Linked DNA regions of Mus musculus: all the other regions are linked to region 1. The links are chromatin loops, found by intact Hi-C in ENCODE. Cell type or tissue: left cerebral cortex. All regions are shown on one strand.

Region 1 (8,000 bases):
CTGTTATCTGCTGTCAGCATTTCTGATTTCCAGTTCCTTCAGTGTGGTTTGAAGTGGTAACCACAGGTGTCCAACATCAATAGAAATCATAAAACATTTTCTGTGGTTGGGGGGGGATACTAAAGATCGAAATTTTATGATTTAAAAGAATTTTTGGCTATACTCTAGATCTTGTGAATATGTATCCAAATATTTGAACTGTTTCAACATACACTTTTACAGAAACAAAGTGGTGGAAAGAAATTACTTGGAACAGCCTGCTGACGAAGCCTCTCAAATGCAGATTATGTCAGTGAGATTACAAGTTAAATCAGGCTGTTCACAGACAAAGCTGTTTTTCTTTAAAAAATACCAAACCAAACCAAAAATCACTTCAATTAATAAAAGTTTTAAAATGGAAATGGGCAGTTAGAATCTTTTTTTTTTCCATATCAGAATCAAGAGGAGAAAATAGCAGTCAGTAAGCAAGCACAGAATATTTTCAAAGACTGAGGTTCATGAAAGAGAAATCTTGTAGGGACATGGCAAATATGGTTGCCCTGGTCAAAATATAAAGAGTTTAGCTGTGATATAAAGGCAAGGTGAGAGAGCTCCTTACAGTAAAGGACACATGGGAGTGGGGCAGGAAGGGGCAGTCCAGAGTGTTCTCAGCAAGTAAAAGGCTCTAGATTCTCTGCTTGCAAGGTTTTAAATGGCATGTCTTTTATCTTTGTGAATTTTAATTAGACTCTTCAATGGGCAAGCCAGCAAAGGAATATTAACGAAGGAGGGGGAGAAGGCTGCATGTTGCTCCTTTCTTCTTAGTAGGGTCAGCTAAATAAGAAATGTTTGCTTAGGTTTTAAGAAGTTAAATGCTCATTGGCAACGTGGTGGCTTATGGTTTAAAAGGAACAGCCTGAAATATTTCTATTGTAAGTGTCTTCCTCTCTTCCCATAATCTTCAAAGGAAAGCTAAAATTTACTGTAGATTAGCACTGCCCGTTAGGAAAACTGCATCATCTAGTAAAAAAAAAATCTTGTGTGTGTGTGTGTGTGTGTGTGTGTGTGTGTGTGTGTGTGTGTGTGCTCAACTACCAAATGGTACATATTGACTCTGAATGTAAAATAACAGAGTCGTACAAGCTTAGGACACTCTCCCTTTTCTCCTTTTATAGTGTCTCACATTTATGAAAACTTCTGAGAAAAAAAGATAAAGAGCGGCTCTGGTTTGCCTGAGTAGAATGTTCCTAAGATTCAGTTTCCTGCACAGTACAAAAAGGAATGCATCTTTCTTTTCTTTTTCATTGGTTTCCTTTTTCTTTTTCTGTTCATGTTGCACGGTTCGATTTTATCGCCCCAGATAAAGCGGAAGGAAACATCAGACAGATCAAACACAGAATTCTCAAAGTGTATGATAGGTTTGGAATTACAAGTCCCTGCCAAGAAAAAGCCCTAAAGGGGGGAAAACCTCAAACTGCTCCATCTCGTTCCTGTCTGCAATGGAAAGAAGGCAGCAGGTTCCTTAGCTCAGGGCTAACATAAACTTTTTATAGCTCTTAGACTGAATCTTGAGCACCAGGTAAGGAGAATGCCTGGACAAAGAGATTAGGGTAAAGCATTGCTGAAAGAAAGCAGGGGGTTTTCCTGAAGGGTAAGGTCAGCATAGGGCCCTCACTGATCCGCTTTGGGCAAGTCTCCAGACCTCCTAGCTTGAGGGGAAACTGGTCCTAATTATGGGAGCGCTGAGCAAAGAGAGGTACATCCAGAGGGCTAAGGAAATCAAAGAAACTTCCTGCTGTGTAATTCCACGTAACGTGCGTTTAACATGGTCCTGCGTGGATGCGCTGATGACTAAGTAAAGGCGTGATTAGCCCCTTCGCCCTCCAGTGGGAGCCATACATCGTTACCTCTTCCAGGCAACCACGTCGCTCCACTAGGGATGATGTCGGGGGACGAGCGGCAGGGAGCCGCCCGTGGGACCTAGGGCCTCACAAACACACACCATTCACAGTTCAGCACCCACACTCACCAGCAGCCGCCCCCTAACCCTTACACCAGGAAGCTCACTGCCTCCAGCTCCAGGCAGGGTGTGGGCTCCACTCCTCCAGCGCGGTGTGGGCGCGGGCAGCGGCGCTCCCAGGCGCACTGTGGTGCCCCGCGCTACCCCGGCTGTGCTGCCCCAGGTGCCCAGAGGGCGGCGGTGGCTTGGCCAGGATTGGGGTGGGGGATAAGGGGTCCCCTATTCCCTGGAACCTTCTTAATCCTCTTCCTTGGGCTAGCTCCTCCTCCTCCAGGCGCGGGGCTCGTGCCCGCTGCTGCCTGCCTGCGCGCATCGCGCCTCCGCGCCCCCACCCCGGCTCCTGCGATCGCTACTCCCTCCTCCTCTTCCTCCTCCTCCTCCTCCGCCCATCACCGCCACTACGGACGCCTTCGCCGCCTACTCCTCGCGCGGCCACGACTCCTCAAGCTCTCTGCTACAGCTTCCACCGGCCCATCCATTCGTTTGCTGCCTGGTCTTTAGGCTGCTGCAGTCTCTCTCTCTCTCTCTCTCTCTCTCTCTCTCTCTCTCTCTCTCTCTCTCTCTCTCTCTCTCTCTCTCTCTCTCAAGTTTCTGTGGAAACAGATTCAAAGCCACTGGAGGAAAACATCTACTACTTCTACTAGCTGTTCAGGTAGGGTCGCAGACGTTGGTGGCAGCGGGGGTAACCTTTGCTCATTCCCCTCTGCTTCGCCAGCATGCCACCCCCACCCCACCAACCCACTCCACTCTTCATGCTCCTTCGACACGGAGGCTCAGGTTCTCCTAGTCTCTCCATCCTCCAAGATCGAATTCCAATGTCCCTCCCCAGAAACGTATATTCGCAACTACAATAAAAATCCAAGAGCCAGTCCGGCGGCTGCACGCTGGCCCGGCTCTTTTACAGTCTCCAACTTTGCACACACTGGCAGCGCTGCCTGCCTGCTCAGCGGCGTCTGATCCGGAGCCTCACGCTCCTTTGGTAGTCTTGGCTCAGAGCAGCTGTCAAATGCATAGTTCGCAGCACTTGATTTCCACCCTGCTGCCTCTTGAACATGGACGTGGGCAAATGTGAAAGGGCAGGGCGAATGATTTGGATTTGATTTTCTATTTTTTTTTTTTTTTGAGGGTGTGATGGTGGTTGTTGTTGAGTAAAGTGAAGACGTGAGTACCACAATTAACTGTAAGGAAAAGATAGAAATGAAAAAGTAGCCTGCTTGCTGCCAGCTTTTTCCTGCTGTCGTTGCGGAGGTGATCTTCCTTGAGAGGGTGAGGCGTGGAGTATCCATCTCCCCACCTCTTTCGCACACACTCCTCCAACCTATTTCTTCATCAGCTACTGTGTCAGTTTAGAGTCCCGGGTTGTCATTTTATGCGTGCATAACGATTTTTTTTTTTTCAGAGGATGGGACTGGGGAAGTTATAGGCAGAGGAAAATGTATTAGTGGTGTAATCTTTCCATTAAAAAAATCCTTTCCCATTGCCTGTCATCCAGTCCTATACCTAGTAGACAGGAGTAACATCCCCTCCTAATTGAAATGAAATTCTTTTGGGTTATTGGCTTGGTAGGATGAGAACAAATTTAATTTAATTTTGTTTTTTCTTCCATAGCTTTGGCAACAAGAAGATGAAGACAAAATTGAGCACATGCAATGTATGGTCTCTGCTGCTTGTTCTTCTGGTGTGGGACCCAGTCAGGTGAAGCATTGTTTTTGATTTCTTCATTCCAGGTCTAGGATGATTTTTAAGTGACACAACTGTATCCACACTCTTTAAAAGACTAGGTATTTTGAGGAATTATCAATTATTTTAGTGGAAATGGATTGTACAGGAAATTGTCGTACTAAGTGTCTGAAACTCTAAAAAGTTTGCTGATTTTTTTTTAAGCAGCCAAACACACACACACACACAACAAAAATGAATGGGATTTTTTTTTTCTATTTGAGGCATTTAATTGAAGAAGCGACTACCCTATCAGGGATATATTAGTTTAAAGAATGCCTGTCGTTAAGGTGTTCATAGTTATACTAAATTCTGGTAAGGAAGCTAAGCCGTCCTTGGAACACACAGAAAAAAAAAAATCAGCTAAATGATTTAAGTGGCAACTTAGGCTTTTTCTTTTCTTTCTGTTTCTTTCTTTGCATTTTGTATTGAGCCACTGGGGCTTCTATAGACAGAGTAGGAAACCTAACTGGTATGTGAGTCTGAGACCTGTAGGTGGAGGCAGCACACAACTAGACAATCACAAACATCGAAACAAAAGCTGATTTATGAGCCAACTTTTCATCTTATTAATTTAGAGATAATTTGTTTTTCAGTTGGTTAATGACCAAAAGAGTGGTTTCTTAAAATGTGTGAATTTTCTTTTGCCTATTATCTACACAGAAATTAGTTTGATTGCTTTAAGTAATATCATTAATTGTCGTTTTCTCTGATTTTTTAAATAAAACCAGCAGTGGGTATATTTCATTGAATGCATGTATAGGGAATGGTTTTAAACCCAAGAAAAATTAAAATACAAATTTTGTTATAATTCTTCTGTAGCTATTACTCTTTAATAATTCCCCTTATGAGTTCTAACAAAATAATGTTTAAGATATTTTGGAACAGAAAAGAAATCTGTTTGGAAATACTTCACTTAACTGGGAAATGCCATCTATGACTAAATATTGACTTTAGAAAGATAATCTGAACTATAACTGAGAAACAAACACCTCAGGTGAAACACTTCAGCTAGACTCTTGTGACTATCTTAGGGACTGGCTTTAAAAATTAGAATGAGAAACTTTTGAAGGTAGAGTATATGAATTGATATTCTTACATAACTTGAAGATGTCCATCTTCATGTCCACACTTCAACACTCCCTCTGTTCTTCAAAATTCCAGCTTGAAGTTTATTGCCAATTTTGGTGTATTATAAGTATTGTTAGCTTCTGGTTCTGCATTCATTTAAATGTAAATGGTCTCTGTCGCTGATGTTTTATATGATATATATTGACTAGAATGGAAGTACACACACTCCCTGACTTTAAAGGCTTAGGCATTCACTTATCAATGAATAAGACCCAAGACCCAGTGCTGACAGCTTAACTAAATATCACTCTACTCATTTTCTGTTCTATATTTGACCCAATAATGTTCATGGCAGTATTTTATTCTATTATATAAATGATTCCTTTTTGGGGACAGTAATTTAAATCTCTGAATCATTCCGAGAAAAAATGGCAATGAGAGGGGACACTCTGTTTTATACATTCAGTTTATTTGACCAAATTGCTGTCACAAAATCAGGTTTCTGGCTTTATGATGGAGAAATCATGAAGAAAAATCACTGCCTCTAAAGCTTTGCTAGGGGTGTTTTAAGACCCCTTTTCTTGCCACAAATTTATCACCAGAGAAAGGCTAACTGGACACTTTTATCTTTATGTAGCCCCTTATTACTTCTCTGAGACCACTCAAAGGACCTGGCCTTCTTAGAGTCTGTGAGGGTGTGTGTTGCTCTTGCCTTCAGACCCCATCTCCATCTCCTGGCTACACTGGAGCTTGGCAACCTGCCAGTGGAGTTCCCCTGATGTCTATATTATGCTTGGCCATTGGGTGGAGGTATATCCCAAGTGAGGAAATTACTTTCATCTAAAACTGTGAAAGACATAAGAGAACAAGAATGCTATGTATAAGAATGACAGGGAATTTTTGTGCCACCAAGATAACAGTTTATTTTCCAATTAATAGTCACAACACTGAAGAATTACTTCAGAAGTTTCTCTAGTTATTTCATTCATCTAATTGCAAAGCAATCTTGTTGATAATGCCTACATATGAGAATCAACAAATATGGTGTGTTCTAAAGAGGAGACATTAAGATTATAGCTCATACAGAATAACAAATGCTAGAAGTCTCAAAGGTGTTACCATTATTCTTTTGATATTTACTGTTTCTTTTTTGAAACAGAATACTTACCTTCCCAGCAAGTTTAGTGCTATTTATAGAGTGAAAAAGAGAAAGAAATGTATGTCACTAATGGCTGAAGGAGCCTTAAATTAAGTTAAATTCAGATCAAGGAGAAAGAGCATTTTGGCGCTTAGCCAAACACTGTATGTACATATATGATATATACAAATGTGTAAAATTATCTGTTTAGGTTGGTGCTGGCTAACATCCAAGAAGATGAGGCTAAAAATAACATCACCATCTTTACAAGAATTCTAGACAGACTTCTGGATGGTTATGATAATCGGCTTAGACCAGGACTGGGAGGTAAAAATAGTTTTCCTTTATTTTAAACCTTCAAAATACAATGGCTTTACAAGTTAAAGGTAAGGTGCTCATCTTAATGCACTCTATGCATGAAGAAATTGTCAAGTCTTTGAAGTCCTACAGAATGAAAAGTAAGAAAAACAAAATAAACATTATAACGTCCCTTTGCACATGTCTAACCTATTTAGCTATATATTGTGTAGAGTGCCCATATTCATATAGGGATGTGTGTGTGTGTGTGTGTGTGTGTGTGTGTGTGTGTGTGTGAACAGTTTTATAGTTAAATTATTGGAAACATCCTGTTTTCTATGCAGAGAATATATATTTGTATTATTTATCTGCTGTGCCTGTGTAGCATCAAATGCTACTAAATTATCACTTTTACAAATGCCTATCTTCAGATCAGCATAGATTACACAATAATCAGAGAAATAAAGATGTTGCAAATATGTAGTGGCTGTAATCCTACTTTACAAAGTTGAAACAGTTGAATTTCAGGCTTCAACAACAATTTTCAAGTAAAAAAAAATGTTTTTTAAATCTAAGAAGTTATCGAAATTAGAGGAGGCTAGTGTGTTAAATGCCAATTAGTGTTCAGGATTGTTAAGTGACACTAAAGTTAGATACAAGTAAGCATAGGGATGGGACTGATAAAAATATCCCAAGCCAAGATATTGTTACTTATGAGTTTTAACAATGTTAAATGCTTGCCTATTTGTACACATATAGATATGTTACTTAAAATGTTAGTTAAAAACTATATATGATAAATATGCCCATGTACACATAATTATTGCAATGCTTAATTGATTCAAAAGTAAGACAAAATTAGCTCAACATTCCATGCCAGGTAGTGATGAGTACAGTTTCTGGTTGTTCCAGCATTAACAACTTTGTAAGGCTTCTCACAGGGTTTCTATTAAGTTGGGCCTGGTGACATACACACCTGTGGTTTCAGCATTTGGGAGATAGAGGTAAATTGTTCAGACATTAAAAGTCTTCCTTAGCTACACAGGGCGTTCCAGCCTGGGGTACCCATGACTTTGTCCAAACTTTATATTAAGTCAATGTGTGGAATTTTATATTAGTAATTAATTTGATAATAGACAGTTGTTAGGTTCTGAGTATCTCCCGAAATTGTACAGTATGTCTTCACAGTGGTAGGAAAACAGTCAAAGAGACCCAACCTGTTAAACAGTATGTCATTTAATTACATTTTGTTTTTCACATTAATTCTTGAGTAGCACATCAAATTTAAAAGAGGATCCAGGGAAGAACAATGTTTCAAAAATGACACAAGTGATACAGTGACAGGTTTTATTTCTAAGAGATTTTTTTTTTAGGAGAAAAAAAAAAGAAGAAGAAGAACATAAAATGGAGCACTGTATTTCCTTAATACTGGATATTTCTAAATAGTTGAAACAGAAATGGCTTGGAAATTATGATAGAAAATGTGCCAATAAACTATTACCACACTCATGTATTCTCTTGTAGAGAAAGAAACAAGTCTAACACAAAATTGTCCTAATCTGTAACGGTGGTTTATGATACGGATTGCACAAGGGCGGCTCGTTTATCTCAAACATAGAACTTTTTATCTTTAAATAAATTGCCTGGTGCAAAATAAGTTGTAAAATGTAACAGCTAGACCTTGAACTTCATTGTTTTTCAGTTCCAAAACAATCTTTGCTTCTGGGTTGCATGGCTGGGTAGAGGAAACTATGTATTTTCTCTTTCAGATATTTT
Region 2 (8,000 bases), 170 kb before region 1:
CTTTTAAATCAGGGATTATCTTTTTGGGTGTGTTGGGATGCCCAGGACTGGGTGGGGTGGGAGTGCTGCGTTCTGATGATGGTGAGCGGTCTTGGTTTTTGTTAGTAAGATTCTTATGTTTGCCTTTTGCCAATCTCTGGAGTTAGTTGTTGTAGTTTTCTCTGGTTAAATCTTGTTCCTCAGGTGTTTATGTTAGCCTCTATCAGCAGAACTTGGAGACTAGCTCTCTCCTGAGTTTCAGTGTTCACTGTACTTGCAGGGAAGTTGCCCAGATATCTGGTGTTCGAACCTGACTCCTGGCAGAAGTTGTGATCCACTCACAGAGGTCTTAAGATCCCGTGGAGGGTCCTGTGTGTACCTTGCGGGTGTCCGCAGACTCCATGCCCTAGGTACCCTGGTGCTGGCGGGGACTGGTAGGGACTTGTGCCCCTGATCAGGCTGTGTTTTCTGCTTCCCTAATTAATGCAGTCTCAGGTCCCACGTGATTGGATTGGAGCAGCAGCTGTGTTCTACTCACCATAGGTCCTAAGATCCCCATGGCGGGTCCTGTGGGTAGCTTGCGGGTGTCTGCAGACTCAGCACCCAAGCTACCCCGGTGCTGGTGGGGACCGGAAGGCTCAGTACTGCTTTCTTATTTGATATCAAATTACAGTTGCAGTGTTTTGTATCTCATTGGAAGGAAAAGACCTTTATACTTGTGAATATTCTTAAGAAATTATAAAATGTAAAAGGACAGATCTTAAAGCTAATGGTGGCTCTTATTAGACCTCATCACAGAGCTCTGCAAGCATTCCAAATGAAATACAACATGTCTAAAGCTCACATCCACAAATAAAAGGAAACATAATATTTATCATTCTGTGCCTGGACTAACTTACTTACAATTTCTTTTTCATTCACTTCGCAGCAAAATTCATTTATCTTAACAGTTGAACAATATCCCATCATATAAATGTACCCACCACAAAAATGTACATTGTTATTATCCATTTGTCTGTTGATGGTGACTATTAGACTTGTTGGTTAATTAGGGCCTATAGATCACAAAATATTAAATGCTGTAGCACTGCTCTTGATTACCCTCCAGAACTTGACAGTAAGATCTAATTGCTGAAGATACCACACATCTGAGCCATAAAACAAGGAGAGATTAAGGTGGTATAGGATGCTGACATCATCCCTACTGGCCAGGTTTATAGTACAAAAATGTGCTATATAAAGGTTAAAAAAAAAATAATACTTTTACTCAACTGACTACCTTGCAAGCTACAATAAAGACATAGCTTGCAAAATATGTTTACTGGTAAAATAGTAGTATGGATATCAAGGGAGTAGCCAACCATTTTTCAATTGGATTTAAACATGCTGCACAAGTTGGAAATTATACCTGGCAGCATTCCTGGACAAGAAACCAGTAGGTAGGACCTACTACTATTACTTTACTAAAGGGATATGGTGTTCATCTGAGTCCTAATGATTTATCACTATGTACATATGCTAGCACATCTCTCAAACCTTACGAGAGAAGCTGTTTGTTTGTATTTTGCCGTGCATGGTGATATGGTGATTACCAGAAAGAAGCACAACTGGTAAATCTGTAGAGATTAAGAGAAAAAAGAACACCCAGCCCCTAAATGAAATATCTGTATCATATCCCTTACTCCCAAGCTTAGGTATCATATCAGGAGAGGATGTAGAAAGAGTATGAGAGCCATATGCTACATATAACTGCCATGGAAGAGTATACTCCAGAAACAACAACACAGTTATGTCTATGAACTCATAGTGGTTGTGAGAACATGCACTAGACAAATTCCAAGTCAAGCCTTAAAAAAAAAAAAGCACACCATAGAGAGAAGTAGAGCAGTTGTTGGTAACTGATAGCTGCCAGATAGGGAGAGTTAGCTTTTTTTAAAGGTATAGTCCCTGGCAGGTTGAACATTTTTCCACTGGATGGCCTCATACCTATGAGTGTATAGTCATCACTAATTAGAATAGAGTTTATTTTAATAAATGAATTAGGACACCAAATTTTGTAAATATGGAATGGGTAATATACCTTAGAAGTGTTGAGGACTATGGATATAATCAAAATACATATTATTTTCTCAAATTATTAATTAAAATATAAAATAATGGATTATTACATATTTTCTGGAAACATCTTTTTTTATAGAATGAATGATTACATATAGTTCTTTTAGAAAATCTTTTTCAATTAAAACTGAATGTTTATCATACAGTTGCTGACTTATTGAACAGTGGGGGAGGACAAGAAGTCTTAATGCATCAAAAGTTATATCTAATGTAAACACAGAAAGCCATTGTGCATATCAGTACACATTGAAACTTCAGTCATAATGGCAGAAAAAAGGGATGAAAAATACTCAACAAGAAAAAGAAAACTACAAGATGTGAAGAATGGGTGTAGTCTTATACAGTGGTGGTAGGTAGGTAAATTGGTGTAGGTGCTAAAAATCATGTGGTCTAACTATATCACTCAATATTTTAAATACTTAAATATTCTAAATCAGTATATTCAAAGAGACCTACACACCTATGTTTATTGCAGCTCTGTTCATAATAGCCAAGATAAGGTGCCAATCTGAATCCCAATCAACAGGTGAAAAGATGCAGCATTGTGTGATATATTTACATAACAGGGTTTTACTTGGCTATCAAAGTAAGCAAGGTGAATCATTTAGTCTAAAAATTAGGTTACACTGAAAAATCATGTTGTCAAGCAATTATACCAAACTAAGAAAGACAAGTAATATTTTGTCTCATATATAGAATCTAGAATGAAATGCATAGTAATAAAAATATTATAAACTTAACTGGAACTATTTGTGTGTGGTGAAGAGGCCAGCAGATGATGGATATTGAACAAGAGAAGACAGTGTGGGGTGAGTAAAATGATTCTCAGGCATGGAAACAGGTTACTGAAGCCTACTCTATCATAGGTCAACAAACAGTACTTTATTTGATCGATGAAAATTGAAAAACACAGTTTAACTAATTGAATTAAAGACTTGTTCATTTATTTCTACATTTCCAGGTGGCATAAGCAAGCTAGAACCTTTGATTGCAGTCCTCAACTACTGTAACCATTACAGAAAGACACATTAAAAGTCAGGATTGTGGGGCACAGAGGTGGCTATATCTACAATACAACTCCTATACCCAAGGGTCAGGAAGCATTGAAGAAGAGGAGGTAGAAAATTAGGAAGAGATGAAGGATCTGGAAGTTTACTGTGAAATTGAGTCTCCCAGGTACACACCCATAAAGTCTTACTACATAACTTCTTACACGTATAGGCAATAGACATGCTAATGTGGACATGGAGAAGCCCACTAGGAAGCCTTGACCCTCAACTGTAGTCAACTAAGCAGTGCTGAGAGTAGAATACACAGTCTTCTAGAGGGATGACCATACCAACTGGTTATCCAATACTACATTATCAGCCCTAAAAACATACATGCAACTAGCATCATGCATACTTAAGAACATACATGTATATACATATGCATATGTTTATGTAACAATAAATAATGAAAGAGGGAGGCAATGCATTTGAAACCAAGCAGACAGGTGTGGAGGTTATGGGGGACTTGGAGGGAGAAAAGGAAGGGAGAAATTATGTACTTATATTCTCCAAAATCAAAAGAGATAAAAAATATATTCAGCCAAGCACAGTATGATTGGACGCATGCTTTGTTTCTTTTTGGAATGCAGAATGTTTTTTACATTAAAGTCTCTCAGAAGGTATGGTATGACTGAATGCAAACTGCTGAAGATGTTGCAGTTGTTTTCAGTATAGAATATAGGAATCCCTTTCTCTAATAGGGAGGAAAATTTCCACTCTCCAAAAGGACACTGCAAAAGTGCATTTTCCACTATGTCACAGTTTACTCTGTCAGTATTTCTAAGTATTGAAACAATACCATCAACATTTTGTGAAAGACTTATATTTGGTGTTTTGTTTCTCATTGTATTGTCAATTCTTGGGGCATAGTAGGAACACATGCAAAAAAAATGCATGCAATTAAATTGAATAGAATGGAATTATCTTGACCTGAGATCGGTTGTCTACACCATAGTCAAGATTTTATTCCCTGATGCTAACTTTCACCTTCTGTGTTCTGCAGGAGCCGAAGGCCTTGTGCAAGGACCAGATATTCAGTTCTCTTCTTAAATGGCCACAGGGTTCTAACATATTATTAACTCATGTCCGGTTAGGACATTTACTGAGCCAGTGTTAGTTCCAATCTTAAAGGTGTTCAGAGTAGTTCTGACAGATTTCTTTGTTTTGTTCATTTCAAACACAATATCTGGGTGCCTTCCAGGTCTCCAGTCTCTTGTGATTTGTGACTTTTATAAAGCATGTTGAATGCCAATTCATTCTGGCTCAAATCTTCATAAACTTTCAGCAGAAAGATAATAACTGACTGATGTGAATATTTTAAATGAGGCCTTTGAAGAAAATCCCTAACAGATTAAAATTTCATATCTGGGACAAGTAAATGAAGTGCTATTGCATTGACAAACAAATTAGAATGGGGACAATTCCACGTCAATGAGTGGAAAGGACAAACCATTGACAACTTTCAGTAAAAATGGCAACTGAGATTAAGCTCAGGCTTATTTCTAAAGCTAAAGATGTGATTCACAATTTTTGGAATTTATGCTATACAGAAAAATGTGTACTAGATGGCAGTCTAAGTACCTTTTTCATTTATGTCTCAGTACGCTGTTTGGTTTCCATTCCAAGAGTACGGGAGGAAAAATACTATTCAGTATTTTGCCAAGTAAATGTTATTTTATTGTTGCACAACGGCACAGTGCATAAGCAATGAACTAGATTCAAGTTTAGAAGGGCATAGTGCATTCTTTACTGGTATATCACTCTGCAGTATAACTGTATTTAGAGGAAAAAAACAAAACAAAACAAAACAAAACCACCACAGCGTGTCTTGACACAATTAGATCAATCCTTGTTCCCTCCTTAGCCACGTGTCCTTTACAGACATTGCCAGTGTTCTTCTGTGCTCAGCATTGTGCTGTAAAACAGTAATCAGCTGCAAGTAGAAGAAAAACACGTGGCTATTTTGTAAATTTTCACAAACTTTAAGATCAGAGCAATCAAGTTGCTGCCCTCTCTCAGCTGAGGCTCTTAGTGAGTAACTTGGTTATCTGTGTAGATTCCTGAAGTCCTGACAGGTGGAAAACCTTGTGTTTATTCTAACTCTTTTCCAATTGGTACAGATTTCCTTCTATTCTAATTTTCACTCTATCTAATGCCTTCCTTTCTAAGACTTATCATTTGCTCTAAATTTTGTGGGACTTAAATAAAAAGCCAAAATTACAATGTTGAGGTTACCTTGTTTTCTGAGTGAGATAATAACTTGGTCTTTTATTTTTCTTGCAAATGGTGAAGGATTCCTTTTCTCATGTGTACACATGGCAAGTTTCTGACTAGTTTATCTGTAGTTGTTAAGCCTGTCCAAAGATTCTAACCAGCATAGGACAAATTACCGGATGCAAAGCACCACAAGTTTCAAGGTGGAATTCATACTTGAAACTAGTTTAAGTAGCAAAATATAGTTTATTCTTGTAAAAGAACCCAAAGATCTCTGTGCATCAGAATTCATAGCGTAAATCCTAGAGATTAGGAATAATGTGAGTTAGGTAAGGAGCTGACCAGAGACATGACAGGCTTTTCAGGAACTAAAGAGAGTGGCTTCAGTGTAGAGGTAGCAGCTGCTGATACTGATTCAACAATCAGAGCCCAGAAGAATCCCTACATATCAACGGAAGCATAAGTTTTAATTCAGTTTACACTATCAAAGAGAAAACAATTTCAGGTTTTTGTCCAAGGTGCCAGGTTCACCGTTACACCCCGTGCTTCCTAAACCCTGTTTCACATTCACAAAGAGAACACCCATAATTTTTAAAAATTTTTTTCCATTTATTTCACTTACTTTCCTTTTCCTTTTGCATTATTTCCATTATTTTTGCTTTAAAAATGTCATGTTTCCTCTCTTTGGAATTTGACAAGATGAATATTTAATGTTTACATTATTACAACTATTATTGTATGAGTTCTGCCATAGAGCCACATACCATACCACTTTATTTTCTTGCAACTAATTAGTGCCTGTTCTCTTTAAACATTCGTGATTTCTGTGTCCTGTTTTGACCTGTTTCGTATTCTCCTCATGTAAGAAGGCGACTTTAGAAAGTAAGTTCTCTCCCTCCACCACCTGTGTTCCATGGATGGAGCTCAGGTTTTTAGGCTTGGTGATAAGTACCATTACCCACTGAAGAATCTCTCTAGTCCTCCACTTTATTCTTATTGCTCATGTTTCTTTGAAATTAATTTATGGATATTTTACTTTATTGGTAATCCTTTCTATCTAGTATGCTAATTTTTTGTCTTTGATATTAATGGAAGACCTCAAATATGTACTTATTTTGACTGTATACTTAAACTTTAAGAAAAGGACAATTGGGGCTTGAGAGATGGCTCAGGGATTAAGAGTACTGACTCCTCTTCCAGAATTCAATTCCCAGCAACCACATAGTGGCTCACAACCATCTGTAATGGGATCCAATGACCTCTTCTGGTGTGCCTGAAGATAGCTACAGTGTATTCATATACCTAAAACAAATAAATCTTAAAAAAAGAAAAGGACAACTGCTGACTGAATTTCTGGACATGAGGAAACAACCATGGGTTTCACTGGGATGTCATCTTGCAGGATTGGTCGCAAGGGAAACATCATCACTGTCATTGCTTTTGTGTATTTCCTGTAGGTCTGCCAGATCCTCTACAGATCTCCTCCTCACAATCCAGTATAGCTCTAAAAACATGACACCAGGCCATTAGTATATACATTTTCTCTTCTATTTTTCTGACTTCTAATGTGGGATTTTAGTGTTATGAGAAGAGAACTCTTTTTTTTTTTTTTTCATTTTTTATTAGGTATTTAACTCATTTACATTTCCAATGCTATACCAAAAGTCCCCCATATCCACCCACCCCCACTCCCCTGCCCACCCACTCCCCCTTTTTGGCCCTGGTATTCCCCTGTAGTGGGGCATATAAAGTTTGCAAGTCCAATGGGCCTCTCTTTCCAGTGATGGCCGACTAGGCCATCTTTTGATATATATGCAGCTAGAGTCAAGAGCTCCGGGGTACTGGTTAGCTCATAATGTTGTTCCACCTATAGGGTTGCAGATCCCTTTAGCTCCTTGGCTACTTTCTCTAGCTCCTCCATTGGGAGCCCTATGATCCATCCATTAGCTGACTGTGAGCATCCACTTCTGTGTTTGCTGGGCCCCGGCATAGTCTCACAAGAGACAGCTACATCTGCGTCCTTTCAATAAAATCTTGCTAGTGTATGCAATGGTGTCAGCGTTTGGATGCTGATTATGGGGTGGATCCCTGGCTATGGCAGTCTCTACATGGTCCATCCTTTCATCTCAGCTCCAAACTCTGTCTCTGTAACTCCTTCCATGGGTGTTTTGTTCCCAAATCTAAGGAGGGGCATAGTGTCCACACTTCAGTCTTCATTCTCCTTGAGTTTCATGTGTTTAGCAAATTATATCTTATATCTTGGGTATCCTAGGTTTGGGGCTAATATCCACTTATCAGTGAATACATATTGTGTGAGTTTCTTTGTGAATGTGTTACCTCACTCAGGATGATGCCCTCCAGGTCCATCCATTTGGCTAGGAATTTCATAAATTCATTCTTTTTAATAGCTGAGTAGTACTCCATTGTGTAGATGTACCACATTTTCTGTATCCATTCCTCTGTTGAGGGGCATCTAGGTTCTTTCCAGCTTCTGGCTATTATAAATAAGGCTGCTATGAACATAGTGGAGCATGTGTCCTTCTTACCTGTTGGGGCATCTTCTGGATATATGCCCAGGAGAGGTATTGCTGGATCCTCCGGTAGTACTATGTCCAGTTTTCTGAGGAACCGCCAGACTGA
Region 3 (8,000 bases), 250 kb after region 1:
TCTTTGAAAATCTATTAGAATTCTATACCCATCTATACTATTCCTGGACAATACCCAAAAGACATTTGTTCAACTGTGTTCATAACAGCTTTATTCTTAATAGCCAGAAGCTGGAAACAACCCAGATGTCCCTCAACTGAAGAATGGATAAAGAAAATGTGATACTTCTACACAATGGAATACAATTCAGCTATTTTAAAAAAAGACATCTTGAAAATTGAAGGCAAATGTATAGAAATAGATAGTACTCATCCTCACTGAGGAAAGATAAGAGTAGATGCAGAGAGACACTTATGGTATGCACTTACTTATAATTGGACATAAGACTTAAAGTTGAAGATACCCATGCTACTCTATAGACCTAAAGAAACTAGGTAATTAGGGAGGCCCAAAGGAGGATGTGTGATTCTCACTCAGAAGGGGAAACAAAATAGTTATCAGAGGTGAATGGACAGAGTTAACTGGTTGGGAAAGGGGGTAAGGAAGAATAGAGCAATGGCAATCAGGTGTGGAGGAGAGGTGTTGGAGAGGACTGGGAGTAAGAATGGAAATCAGTGGGAGGTATCTCTGGGACCAGCTGGAGTTCTGGGATGGGGGAATTTATGGGTAGATTATGGAGTGACCCTAGCTGAGATTTCTAGCAGCAGGGGATATCAAGACATAAAAGGCCACCTCTTGTAGCCAGGCAAGACTTCCAGTGGAAGGAAGAGTCATCAACTCACAAAGAGAACCTTCAAGCCAAAATTGTTTCTGCCAAAAAGATGTACAGGGATATAGATCAGTAAAGACTGAGGGAATGGCCAACAAATGACTGGCCAAACTTGAGATCAATCCTATGGAAGCAAGGCAAACTCTGATACTATTAATGATACTCTGCTATGCTTACAGACAGGAACCTAGTATAACTGTCTCCTGAAAGTTTTCATTCAGCAGTTAATGGAAGCAGATGAACGGACACACAGCCAAATATCAGATGGAGCTTGAGGAGTTGTGTGGAAGAGTTGGGGAGAGAATTGAGCAAGCCAAAGTGTTCAAGGATATAACAAGAATACCTACAGAATCAACTAACCTGGGATTATGTTGGCTCACAGAGACAAGAAAAAATTTGTAACTCATAGCTGTTGGAAGAGAGAAATCAGTATTAAACAATGGTTTGTTACTGGTTATATGAACCCTACTTCATGTCATGTTCCATGCTCTGGCCAACACAACTGACTCTGTATCACCTTCTCTCCTCTCCTCTCCTCTCCTCTCCTCTCCTCTCCTCTCCTCTCCTCTCCTCTCCTCTCCTCTCCTCTCCTCTCCTCTCCTCTCCTCTCCTCTCCTCTCCCCTCCCCTCCCCTCCCCTCCCCTCCCCTCCCCTCCCCTCCCCTCCCCTCCCCTCCCCTCCTCTCCTCTCCTCTTCTCTCCTCTCTCCTCCGCTCCCCTCCCCTTCCCTTTCCTTTCTCTCTCTCTCTACCTACCTCTTTCTTTCTTTCTTTCTTTCTTTCTTTCTTTCTTTCTTTCTTTCTTTCTTTCTTTCTTTTTCTCTCTCTCTCCCTCCCTCCATCCCTCTCTCCCTTTCTTTCTTTCTTTCTTTCTTTCTTTCTTTCTTTCTTTCTTTCTTTCTTTCTTTCTTTCTCTCTTTCTCTCTTTCTTTCTTTGTTCATTGACAAACCTTAGTATAGGTAACTCTTTTGTAGAACTTTTTTGTTTAGTTTGTTTTGATTTTTTTTGTCTTTTTTTTTTTAATAGTTGGTGGAAAGAAAAATGGGGATGATCTCAGAGGGAACATATGCTCAAAACACATTGTATATTTGTTTAAGTAGATAATTGCAACACAAAACTTGCAGGCAATGGCTGTGGCTCAGTCATTCAAAAGAATGCATAAGAAAAGGATGATTTTAATGACAGTCAATGAAAAAATATTTAAAACTGTGGTCAAGTCTAGTTACCCATCCTCCACGCTCAGAGCAAAGGCCTTCTTTTCCTTGACACTACTGAGAGTTCACACTTGAATTCTTCATCGTAAGAGGAGTTTTTGTATATTTCAGAGTACAAAGCAAAAAAAAAAAAAAAAGCCTTCTATTTACTAACATTCAAGAACACACTCCAACCATACCTCACTCCACAATTGCAACAAGGAGAAATAACTCCCAACATTACCGAATCTCACGTGAACAAATTGTCCTAAAGTAAAAAGAAGCCCTACAATGGTCTCTCTCCAGTCCTTCACTGATAGCCACTTTGCACCTCCTAGACTTGAGTCACTAGGACATATGGTCTGTTCTTCCTAAGTGTGTGCTCTGAGATCCAGAAGTTTCTTTGAAGGGTACAGCAGGTCATTTTGGATTTTTCTTCAGAATCTAGGCTCCATAATTACCATATTTGTATGGACATTTTATCTTGTCTAAAAAAAGAAAGAGTTAAGTTGCCAAGTGGCAGCCAACACACAAACTTATCATGTCTTTTTCCTTTTTTAGGTTGCAAAGTGCTTACATCTACTTTGCATATTTTAGAGTGAACTGGAAATAGCCATTGTAGCTAATATTAAGATTTTCGAGAGGAATACCTCAGCACATATTGGGAAAATTGTGTTTTGGAAAACACACACACACACAAAACCCTATCATAGTAACCTTTTCCAGTTGTGACTGTAAGTAGACACCTTGCTACTATCCAAGGAAGCATCCTTCACGATTCCTTTCCATTAATTTCTTATAGCTGCTGTCAGAACCATCCAGTCAGATATAAAAAGAAGAGCAAGGTGTATTTGAAAGTTATTGGTAGGACAGCATAAGGTTACTGCCATAGAACATTAGATGGTATCATATTTAGATAAGAATGTGGAGAAGATCCGTTTAATATTAGCCAAATGCATGGAATAACCAGGAATTGTTTGCTATTCATTATGTACTAGAAGTGAATTAATTCCTGCTGTACTGTTTAATCAGATTCTTGAATGTGTGTGTGCATCCTGTGAAACCGTTAAATAATCCTTCACAAACACTGTTAAATGACAGAAAGAAAAAAAAAGAACTTATATTTTTATTGACATCATGGACCACCTAAATGCACTTGTTCCGGAATCTATTCTAATGTACCTAATTACTCTTTGAATTATTAGATATGAGCTGCTTTAATTAACATACTTTATGGAAGAGAAATATGCTAAATAGTGTGGAGTAAGAGAAAAGGAACGAGGAAAGTCAATACACATTTTCAGATGACGAGGAGTCAAAAAGAAGAAAAAATTTGCAGCAATATATGCTATTCTGAGCAACATGAAAGAAAGGAAAAAAAAATAGGGAAGAGAGACAAAGAGAGAAAGTCAATCAGTCTCTAGCCCTGCCATGCTCATCCGGTTCTTTTAATGGATTTCAGTGGCTATTGTAGCAACAGTTCCCTTACCGCCCTGCATGCACAAGCACTGTTACTTCTGCTTCAAACTGTTTGCTTCTCACGTGAGTACATGGTACATTTCACTTCATTTCTGAATTTGGGCAATTCCAGGTGGTGTGGAGTGATTAATGATGCAGCCTAGGACCCCATCCTTGGGCGACATCCCTGGGAAGCACGGATTTAGCAAGGCGTAAAGGCAGAAGATGGCTGGGCACTGAGCCTGTTTCTCCACAGCCACGGGTCTTTGCAGTACAGTTGTTCCAGCTGCCAGAGGCTTTCTGGTTGCCATGGTAACCCTTGGGCTCTCTGTTGAGAACTCAGAGCCGAGCCTCTGAAGTTAGGAACCAAACATAGGAGCTCCACAAATGCAAATGAAGTGCACTTGGGCAGGGGTAACACAACAGGATCACCCAGGTCAAACGTTACAACGCCTTTGACTGAAGGAGCTAGTACAATCAGTTTTATGGGTTTTGTGTTTGTAAAATAAGAGAGTACTTGCCTGGTATTCTCCGTTACTGTCATTTTCCAGTGACTGATGAGAGATGTACATTGCAAACCGGCACACTAGAAAGCAGGCAGTAGGAGGGGGTGGGGACGGAAACGTGCTTAACGGGAATGAGTCCAGCCTGCTCTTTCATTCACTGAGTTTTACACTCCCCAGCTCTAGAGAGCTCATCTGTGCAGGGCATTGTGTCAGGTCCTGTCTGCAAAGAGAAACAAGACACTGTCCGGAATCAAAATTAAGTAACAATAATTAATTATAATAAAAAATAATAACAGTATTCTCTTCAGAGAAGAAAATGTCAATTGGGCTCTGTCCACAGGGCACTACCTGGGGCTCTCAATTGAAGGCAAATTAAAATAAATAAATAAATGATAAAAATAAACAAATAAGTGATTCTTAGCCAAGGAAAGGGAAGAGGTAGTGGCCCCGATATAGAACATCAGGGCAGTGGTAGAAGCAGCATTTCCCTCGGGAACCCGACTCTCAAGACCACACCAATGTTTCTGAGGGACTGGGGCTGAGAAGAGGTTTATTTTTCTTTTCCAAAAAAACGGAGCCCTTTTCCCCACTGGGCTTGATTTCTAGTATGGGAAACCCCGCCTTTGTGGAACGCTGATTGGTCCAACTCTTTTTGAGATAATTTATGCCGCATCCACCCGGTGTGATTGGCTCCGTAGCTCAGTTCTGCTGGGAGTCGCATCCTACCTGCTTCGGAGGTGTACTGCCTATCCACTCCTTGTACTCACTGTGTGGTTGCTGAGGCTTGAGGCAAAACTCTGTGCTTGGGGACTGAGCTAGTGGAGGAAGGACTGTAAAAGCGAACCCGATGGGTTCTGGGAAAGCCTTCCTCTTCTCTCCTTCTCTCCTGTGGAGTCAAACTAGAGGAGTGAGGTTGATATTCTTGTTACTAACCCTGCATCTGGGAAACTGGTGAGTAAATTCAAGGACTTGAAACTGTCTCTCATTTTCTTTTCCTTAAATAAAAAATCATTCCAAGTAATTTGCATTTTTCCGGGACATGTGCAGTGTTTGCCATCATTGTATTTTCTGATTCTGCTTACTTGGAGACGGCATGAACTTGGCCTATATCTGAAGAATAGACGTTAGTTCATTTGTTTTTAAGTTCTACAGGATTATAAACTAATGTAGGCTTCATTTCCACAAAGGAGATTAGGAGTAGAAATGACTTTGCCAATATATTTGGGATTGAATAGTGCTGATGAACTTTCTAGATGATTCTGCATTTTAAAGACAAAGTTATTTCAGAAACTTTATGTTAGATAGCATGGTGTTTATGCTGTTTGTGTGTAAGCAAATATTATGGTTTTTTTTTCATTTGTTTTTGGGTAACATTCTTGATTGAGCTGTTCTTTTATAAGCTAGGTTTGATTATACATCTATCAGCTATAAGTATATATATACATATATACATACACACACAGAAAATATCAGAAATAACTCTATTTTTTTAGAAACAACTTTGAAAGTCTTTCAGGACACTCTGAATGTCTCGGCTGTATTTGTGTGTGGTGCTACCGTACACAAATCTTCAGTGTGGCAGGAGCAAGACTGGACTGTAAAGCCTTTCAAAACTTTGAAGTCATCCTGCGAGTGAAAGAAAATCTCACACTTGGACTGTGAAGGAGACAGAATATAAAAGATGTTGTCACATTTGGTTAAGGCATAGACGCTTTAAAAGTTTTTATGCTTTTCATTCATTGTTTCATTTGCTTTAAATGAATTTGCATTCAGGTTATGGTATTCTATGCTTTATTGCTGCTTAGAATCCAAGTAAAGCACAATTACTATGAAGATAATTTTTGTATATGGATTTTTGTTGTCATTACCAATAGCTGAACATCTGTATATCCTCAGAATGTGAGCACTGGATATGAGCATAAGCAACACTGGCCTTTCTGGATTAAAAATTTGATATTTAGTATGTTTAGGTTTCATTTGAGAATTACAGTTCTGCTTGTCCTTTTGCCTTAGAGTTTTAAATGTTCTCTATGTACAGACAATGTAATGAATGATTCATTCTATACCCTATGTTGTAATGGCTTATGTCCTTGACTATATCATGTTTAGTAGAAGATATTTAAGGAGAAATGGTAATTTTATACGATTGCAAAAGAAACCTCAGATTGGCTCAGTGCTTTTTTGGAGTAACAACCTGCATGCTCTTTTTAGCTTTATAACTTCACATTTCTATTTCAGTCATGTAGGGATACTGTCTCACAAAGAGCATATTGTCTATCCAAATACATGCTTCGTTCGGAGTAGATTCACATTTCATTCATTGTAGCTGGCTCGCAAACTCTCACCATGTTGCTCAGGGTAAAGAGCTCTGAGGTGCTGTGGGGAGGGGACTCATTGTATGCATGCTTTCACCTGACACATCTCTTTAAACTCAGTGGCTATAGTAGTTTCATCTACAAAATGTAGGATAGCAATAGACCCTGCCTGACTGCTTCAAATAGTCATAGTCAATACATCTGAGATTTAAAATGTCATATTCTGTGATTTAAAGGTATTTTCATGAGTTTGAGTAGTACTGAAGAGAAAAATTCTAATGTGACCACCATCTCCTTTTTATTGTGTGTGCGAAAGAGTGAAAATTAAGTTACAGGGTTCAAATTTATAAATAATTCATTTATCATTATTATATAGATAAATTGGATTACTATTGTCAGATTAACAAATGCTTATTGAAACAAATCTAAATATTGCTACTATCCTATGGTTTGAGTGTCTCAATTATGAGCATTTATGGCTATATTTTATAAAGCAGGCAAAGTTGTGATGAGTTTTATATTTTCTCAATGCACACTTGTAGAAAATTGTCATCACTACTTATAAACTATATATGATCATAAAAATTACTCTTCTCTTCCCCATTAATTTAAGGTTTCTCTTCTCAACACATCAAAGGTTCTGTCTATAAGAATTTCAGTGGCATACTAGTTTCTAAAATACACTTTCAATGTCATCTATTTAGAGATTTACTAACTTGTGTTATATTACTTTTTATATCAAATCAATGGGGAGGTCTTGTTTCCACATTAGTTTCCATAAAGAGCAAAGAGAGACAGTATATTGGCTTTCCATATTGCTGAGTTATTAAAGCTGATTATCTTGTTGTATCTAAAAGCTCTGCTCATAGATCCTGGGCTTCATCCTCCAGGAGAGGCCGTGGCGTCTTGAAAACTTAGGTTGATGCTTCACCAGCTTCATGTCACTTCTGTAATGTTAGAAAAATAAATAAATAAAAGGAAAATAATCAAGTTCAGATGGAATAAAAAATCTCTTAAAATTTTAGCAGTTCTAAAAGGTAAGCCATTGTAACCTTTGAGAATTTACATTTTTGGAAACCTGAAGAAATATATTTAAACATTTCTAAAGGTTTAAAAAGTCCACTGCAGCATTCAGTTTTCCATATTAAAATATTCAACTGCAACCACTTTTAAAATATATTATTTTAGGTAATTTCAGGAATAAATTTATGATTGTGGTAGTTAATTAGATTTTTTATATGTTTCTAGCTTTTAGGCTTATTTTTCTAGTACAATACCAATGGTAACCATGTAAATGTTCCATGATTGAACGTACTGAAAGGACTCCAGAGATCAATTGATTTTGAAATGAGAATGTTATAGTTGATGAAAGTTCTGGATAAAGAATTTTTTAGATTATCTAAACACAAAATTACAGATCAGTTGTTCTCCACTCTGTATAACGAAAGACTTTGGGCTAAGCAATAAAGGAAAAGCTTCATACTGCAATCAGAGGTCAAAGACATTTTGTATTTATATACATGGGATTATATTTTTTAGGAGTATAAGAAAGAAGGTATAGTCCAAGAAGAAGGAGTCAATGTAGGATAGAAAACTGAATTATGGCAGTTGAGGTCTTAGGAAAATGAAGGTCACATGTAGCAAATAGCTTCCAAGAAGGGTGGGAATTTGTAGGAACAACTTAAATTAAAGATTTCCAGTAAATATTCTTATGTAGGAGGTATTAAGAGATAATCCTGGTCTTCATCATCAAATTTCAATTTCAGTTTCAGCTCTCATTTGATGTACAGAAAACTAAGTTTCCAAAATCAATTCTGAGA

The links. Peaks named below come from ENCODE experiments on the same cell type or tissue, not always from the same donor. Only the 100,000 strongest peaks of a DNase experiment are listed, where the experiment ranks them.
Region 2: a loop joins it to region 1, with 4 times the contacts of the local background. A loop is called at or near these places in 5 of 42 quality-filtered maps.
Region 3: it touches region 1 in a loop (3-fold over the local background); 3 of 42 quality-filtered maps call a loop at or near these places.

Annotation. Positions count from the first base shown.
Region 1 is chr5:71,090,226-71,098,225 of GRCm38, reverse strand. It overlaps Gabra2 (gamma-aminobutyric acid (GABA) A receptor, subunit alpha 2), which reads left to right and starts at 2,377. Exons shown (of 10, transcript NM_008066.4): 1 at 2,377-2,651; 2 at 3,608-3,694; 3 at 6,139-6,254. The coding sequence starts at 3,624. In left cerebral cortex, CTCF peaks have their summits at 1,905, 2,133, 4,211 (motif pointing right) and 5,595; DNase peaks (open chromatin) are centred at 4,184, 4,973, 5,549, 6,110 and 7 more places; H3K4me3 peaks cover 4,948 bases; H3K27ac peaks cover 3,663 bases.
Region 2 is chr5:71,259,406-71,267,405 of GRCm38, reverse strand. No RefSeq gene overlaps it. Among named protein-coding and RNA genes, the nearest start is that of Gabra2, 170 kb to the right of the region's middle. In left cerebral cortex, a CTCF peak has its summit at 4,705; a DNase peak (open chromatin) is centred at 4,869; H3K4me3 peaks cover 414 bases.
Region 3 is chr5:70,838,932-70,846,931 of GRCm38, reverse strand. Gabrg1 (gamma-aminobutyric acid (GABA) A receptor, subunit gamma 1) reads left to right here and starts at 4,315. Exons shown (of 9, transcript NM_010252.4): 1 at 4,315-4,816. The coding sequence starts at 4,713. In left cerebral cortex, a CTCF peak has its summit at 4,595; DNase peaks (open chromatin) are centred at 3,683, 3,925 and 4,542; H3K4me3 peaks cover 1,937 bases; H3K27ac peaks cover 891 bases.